2 separate regions of the Homo sapiens genome follow, and region 2 is linked to region 1. Evidence: read pairs that join two places in POLR2A ChIA-PET (ENCODE). Cell type or tissue: B cell. All regions are shown on one strand. Links, peaks and the distances in the headings refer to the core of each region. The heading gives the core; the rest is flanking DNA.

Evidence for each region. ChIA-PET counts read pairs that join two places held together with the same protein. Peaks named below come from ENCODE experiments on the same cell type or tissue, not always from the same donor. Only the 100,000 strongest peaks of a DNase experiment are listed, where the experiment ranks them.
Region 2: POLR2A ChIA-PET joins it to region 1 with 5 read pairs; 7 of 35 experiments call an interaction of 5 or more read pairs at or near these places.

What each region holds. Positions count from the first base shown.
Region 1 is chr9:37,009,298-37,012,215 of GRCh38, reverse strand. The region is part of intron 3 of PAX5 (paired box 5); the gene reads left to right. Among named protein-coding and RNA genes, the nearest start is that of PAX5, 24 kb to the left of the region's middle. RefSeq lists an enhancer at 571-640. In B cell, for the core only: no CTCF peak of the experiment used is centred there; DNase peaks (open chromatin) are centred at 573, 1,018, 1,395 and 1,821; H3K4me3 peaks cover 1,918 bases; H3K27ac peaks cover 2,500 bases.
Region 2 is chr9:37,101,152-37,104,069 of GRCh38, reverse strand. No RefSeq gene overlaps it. Among named protein-coding and RNA genes, the nearest start is that of ZCCHC7, 18 kb to the left of the region's middle. In B cell, for the core only: no CTCF peak of the experiment used is centred there; no DNase peak of the experiment used is centred there.

The sequences.
Region 1 (2,918 bases), core at 267-2,766:
AGTATTTTCTTCTGCATTTCAGATCCTCGCGGGCTGCCCGTTCTGCTGCCTGGCTGCCTGCCCTCTCTCATCCTTAGCCTTCTCCAGTGCTCTTCACTGGGGGCTCCTTTTTGGGAGTATTCTCTGGCTCCTTCCTGCTCTCTTCAGTGACAGCTCACTAAGTGTAGGACAATCTCATGCGGCTGCCTTCCTCACCCCTAAACCCCCAAAGCCAGAGCCATCCCAGCATACAGTTTTATTTTTCAGATGAAGGCAAAGCTCCCACTGCATTCAGATGAATGCAGCTTCTAAATGCCTGCCTTGCAAATGACACTGTGTAAGAGGGTCCACATCTCTCCCAGCCCTTGCCTCCCTTGGAGGCAACTTTTCACCCTTTCTGATTTCAAACAGCTGGGGAGGGAGTGATGGCTGGATTTGTGGCTATTCTTATAGCCACAGGGGCATCTCCACGGTTCACCCCTAGGAGTATGTGACTTCCTGTTACCTTCCAGGGGACCAGCCTAGGAAACCATGACTGACAAGGGGTTAAGCATCACTGAACTAGTTCTGTTAGGCTTGTGGGGGATTTCCTGGGACACAGATCACCTTGTTCATTTGACTTCTTATGGACAAACGTGCTGGGAGGCTGCACAACCTGCAGGGATCGCTGGATCCAGTCTGAGTGTCCATTGGAGGTGGCCATCCCAAAGCTGACCCAAACGGTGGGTTGAATGGGGTCTTCCTTCTTCTATTCCAGCACCGTGGCCAAGGGGTGGGGAGTACAAGTGGCACTCCCAGCTTAGAGGGGCAGCTCTATTTAGTACCAACTGGTTGGGTCATGTGAGAACGTGAGGCCAGTATTGTTGGGTGTTCTGATTTTTCAAGAGAAGCTAGAATTCAGATATTTATGAAAAATCTCCCAACTTAAAAATATTAGCAACTAAGTCAAATAAAAACAAATATACTGTGCAGGCTAACAAAACTTGTCCCGGGCTGGAGGTGGCCCTGGGGAAGATGTTTTGTTAGTTCTGCTCTTAATTCTAATTTTGGTAGCAGGCCTTCTGAGATTGTTTATCCATTTCCTCTTTCTTTTTTTTTTTTTTTTTTTGTTTTTTTGAGACAGGGTCTCACTCTGTCACCCAGGCTGGAGTGCAGAGGCACAATCATGGTTCACTGCAACCTTGATCTCCCAGGCTCGGGTGATCTTCCCACCTCAGCTTCCCAAGTAGCTAGGACTACAGGTGCCACCACCATGCCTGGCTAATTTTTTGCATTTTTTGTAGAGATAGGGTTTCATCGTGTTGCCCAGGGTGGTCTCGAACTCCTGGACTCAAGTGATCCACTCACATCGACCTCTATCTGTGTCCTCTTTCTTCTCCACAACAGTCACAGGCCTGGGTGCCACCTGTGGGGCCCCTTGCAGCTTGGCACAGTTGGACCCCTGGGTTTTGAATTCTCGGCATAGCTGATGGCCCAAGCTTCTTACTGCACTGATGGCAGTTTGATCAGTGCCATAGATGTGGGTGTTTCTTCAGCCTTATCTTCCTGTTTCCTTTTTCAAGGCACCATGATTTTCTCTTTCACTGTAATTTTGTGAGGACTGGTGGTGGGGCGGGGGGCGTGGGATGATGGTGAGAAGCCTAGCCTTTCAAAGAAGGAAGAGTGATGTTTCCATGGGATCCTTAAATGCCACAAAGTCCCTCAGAGTTTTAAACCTCAAATTCTAAGTGGGTTTGAAATCCAAATAGCTTTTATGCCTCACATAGGAAGTATTTAGCAGAGGGACCGCGCTTCCTTTGAATGTGGCTTAAAGTAAAGTGCTGGGGCATGGGGGCTGGGAGTCTGGGCTGACTCGCTGTGCAATTCTGGGCAAGTCATTTGAGCATCTTGGGTTTTAGTTTCCTTATTCATAGGAAGAGTTTGATGCTGAGCTCCTTTCTCTGTTGGAACGTCTAGTGTGCTCTGCAGTACGGCAGCCAGGGTCCTGCTCACGCTCAGCAGGTAAGGGACGGGCAATTTGGTGTGACTGCCAACTCAGCCCAACTGTCCCTGGCTTAGAAAAGGTCCTGAGTGTGTTCTTATTGGATGAGTCTTGACAGCCTGTCATATTTAAAATTTAAAATTTGTTTAGAGTTGTTATGATTCAATTACAGTCTTGTTCTTCCCACTACAGTTTCTTCTCAGTGTAAGCTGATGCTCTTTGTTTTTACTTGGTGACTGCTAAAGGCAGATGAGCAAAATCTCTCACCCCTGGGGGCAGCTTCAGAGGCTTGCCTATAACTCTGAGATCCCCCTTTATAAAGGACAACCCTGATGCATTCTTAAAACAGTGTGAGAGTGGCTACCTTCCCCTCCCCAGCTTCCAAGGGGGCCACTTGTGCTTTATTATTATTATTATTTTTAATTTTTATGGGTGCATAGTAGGCATATATATATATATTTATGAGTACATGAGATATTTTGGTACAGGTATGCAATGAGTAATAACCCACCATGAAAAATGGGGTATGCATCCCCTCAAACATTTATTCTTTGTGTTACAAACAACCCAATTACACTCTTTTAGTTATTTTTAAATGTACAGTTAAATTATTACTAACTATAGTATCCTCATTGTGCTATCAAATACTAGGTCTTATTCATTCTTTCTATTTTTTTGCACCCATTGAGCATCTTTACTCCCCCACCGCCCTCGCCTTGTGCTTTTTAAAGCAAATGTGAAAAATATGAATATTTTAAGACGGAAGCTAGTCATTAATCTTTACAAAGACACCACTGAAAATAACATCTTACATTTAAGGAGCACCTAGTATGTAGCTACCACTGTTTTAAGTAATTCATTAATTTAATCCTAATAGTAATCCTATGAGATAGAAATGATTCTTAGTCCCATTTGCAGATGAAGAGACTGAGGCATAGAGAGGTTAAGTAATTTACCC
Region 2 (2,918 bases), core at 128-2,627, 92 kb before region 1:
AATTCATCATTTCCTAATTGTGTTTTTTTGGGTTTTTGTTTGTTTGTTTTCTTATTTGTTTTTTAGCTCTGTTGCCCAGGCTGGAGTGCAGTGGCACAATCATAGCTCACTTTAAGTTCAAACTCCCAGGCTGAAGTGATCTTCCCACCTCAGCCTCCTGAGAGAGTAGAACTACAGGTGTGCACCACCAGGCCTGCTATTTTAAATTTTTTGTAGAGATGGGTTTCCCTATGTTGCCCAGGCAGTCTCGCACTCCTGGGCTCAAGCAATCCTCCTACCTCAGCCTCCCAAAGTGCTGGGATTACAGGCATCAACCAGCACACCCAGCTCTTAATTGTTGTACTATTGTCTTAGTTCTTAAGGCAATTTACCTCTAGTTGATCTGTATGGCGGAAACACGATATAATGGTGTGCTGCTGCACACCTCTTCCCAACATGATGTTCAATGCCATCATGGTGGTAATTGTGGAAACTCAAAACAGAGATAAGTAACCCCTAGATATGGTTGGCTTAGATTTGGGATTGTATGTATTGTTTAAAAATATATGCATTAACTTTTCTTTACACAACCACTCTTTCATTATGATTTGACATCTTCTCTCTTCCTTTGTCCCTCTTTTTTTTTTTTTTTTTTTGAGATAGAGTTTTTGCTCATTGCCCAGGCTGGAGTGCAATGGCACATTCTCAGCTCATCACAACCTCTGCCACCCAGGTTCAAGCGATTCTCCTGCCTTAGCCTCTTGAGTAGCAGGGATTACAGACACCCACCACCACGCCTGGCTAATTTTTTTTTTTTGTAATTTTTAGTGGAGACAGGGGTTTCACCATGTTGGCCAGGCTGGTCTCGAACTCCTGACATCAGGTGATCCACCCGCCTCGGCCTCCCAAAGTGCTGAGATTACAGGCGTGAGCCACCACACCCAGCCCTTTCCTTCCTTTTCTTATGCGTTCCCTCTCCCCTCCCACTTGTTAAGACCACTCTCCCTTTAGGAATTCACATTCCTGTTGATATCTCATCAAAGAAGCACATGAATAGCTGACATTATGTAATGCTTTCACATTGGGATTCCCAAGATATTACCCCACCCCAATTCAGAATAAGTTGTCAGAGCATAAAATTGGTATTTTTACATATTCTTAATGTACAGATGTCAGTCTGAAAACCATTGACTACTATTATGATTACATTCTTTGAATTATTTTCTTTGTATGCCAAGATTTCTTCTTGTAATTTCTTTTCTTTTGGGGGTTTCAAAGAGGGAAGACAAAACTTTAATAATCCAGTTTACTGATGCTGCCAAAACGAAAAAGTAAACATTTAAGTCTCTGACCACTTTTGGCAATGAAACTTCTGGCACAGGAGAAAAGATGTAACAAGAAAGACCAGATGCAAACTGGAAATACAATCAGTGGCCCACCGGATGGTGCCAGATTCCTCAGCCTGTTCCAGATCAAATATGCCTGCAGTTTACAAGTTTGTTACTCTGTATTAATCACATAAATGAATAGCCTAGGCTTATGGGAGGAACGGTGTGCCTAAAAAATAACATTGTGGAAAATACACAAGATAAGAACCAGAAGAGATTCAGAGACACCCTGATCCATCCTCTATGTATTCAGTGATGCAGGAGTGAGGGGGAGAATATATTCTAGATAAGGTCAAGGAAGGTCTCCCTGAGGAGATGACCTTAAGTGGAGACTTGGAGAAGGAGCTGGGCATGCAGAAAGCCAGAGGGTAGAACATTCCAGGCAGAAGGAATAACATGAACTAAGGGTCTGAGAAAATAACAATTCCTAACATTTATTTAACACTTACTATGGGCCTGGCACTATTCTAAACACATTACATATATTACCTCACATATTCTTTTTTTTTTTTTTTTCCAGAGACTGGGTCTCACTCTGTCACCCAGACTGGAGTGCAGTGGCATGATCATAGTTCACTGTAACCTCAAACTCCTGGGTTCAAGCGATCCTTTCGTCTTGGCCTCTCAAAGCACTGAGATTACATGTGTGAGCCACGGAGCCCAGCCTACCTCATGTGTTCTTCATAGCAGCTCTATGAGGCAGAGAATATCATTGTCTCCATTCTATAGGTGGGGAAATGAAGCACACCACAGTTAGGTAACCTCCCCAAGGCTGAATAGCTAGTAAGTGCGAGAGCTGGGATTCTAACCCAGCAGTACAATTCCAGAGTCCACATGCTTAACCATTTTGCCATGCTGACAAAGTTGGGGCTGAACCCCTAGTCTCCTGACTTTTACGTCAATGCCTATCCCAGTCAAATACATGTATATAGGTACTTATACACACTCCCAACTTTCCCTCTCAGGAGTCTATATAAACAAGGGACATCTGAAGGTGCCTTCTCTAATCAAGTTGCTAGAATTGAGATGCCCATGGGGAATCTGTGTTGGCACTCCACCCTGAGGGGCACGGTCACCCTGAAGACATAGGCTTCACGTCTCACGTGGAAATTTTCTAGGTGTATCCCCCAGTGCAGGCAGCCCTGGGAAAACTGGTTGAAGATGGTGGCAAGGACAGAATTGATGGCTCATTGACAGTCTATCTGGGGCCTGAGATGAAAGCCCAGGGCTATGGCAGATTCAGCTCAGTGATATGTGGTCAGAGTCCAGGCCATCCCAAGGAGGCAGGTCATGGACCATGGTTGTCATGGAAAACATCCAGAACAGGCCAGAGCTCCACAAGGAAGGACTTGAGCTAAATTGGCAAGTTGTTAAGAGCTCCAGGTTGCTTGAGACCCATACTGCCTCCTCTCTGCCTTTGACTTCATTCATTCATTTGTATGTTTAATTATTTATTATTTCATCTGGTCATTTGTTCATTCAGCAAGTGTTTACTCTGTATCTTCCACATGCTATTCCCCTGCTAGGCAGTGAGATACAAAGGCAAAGAAG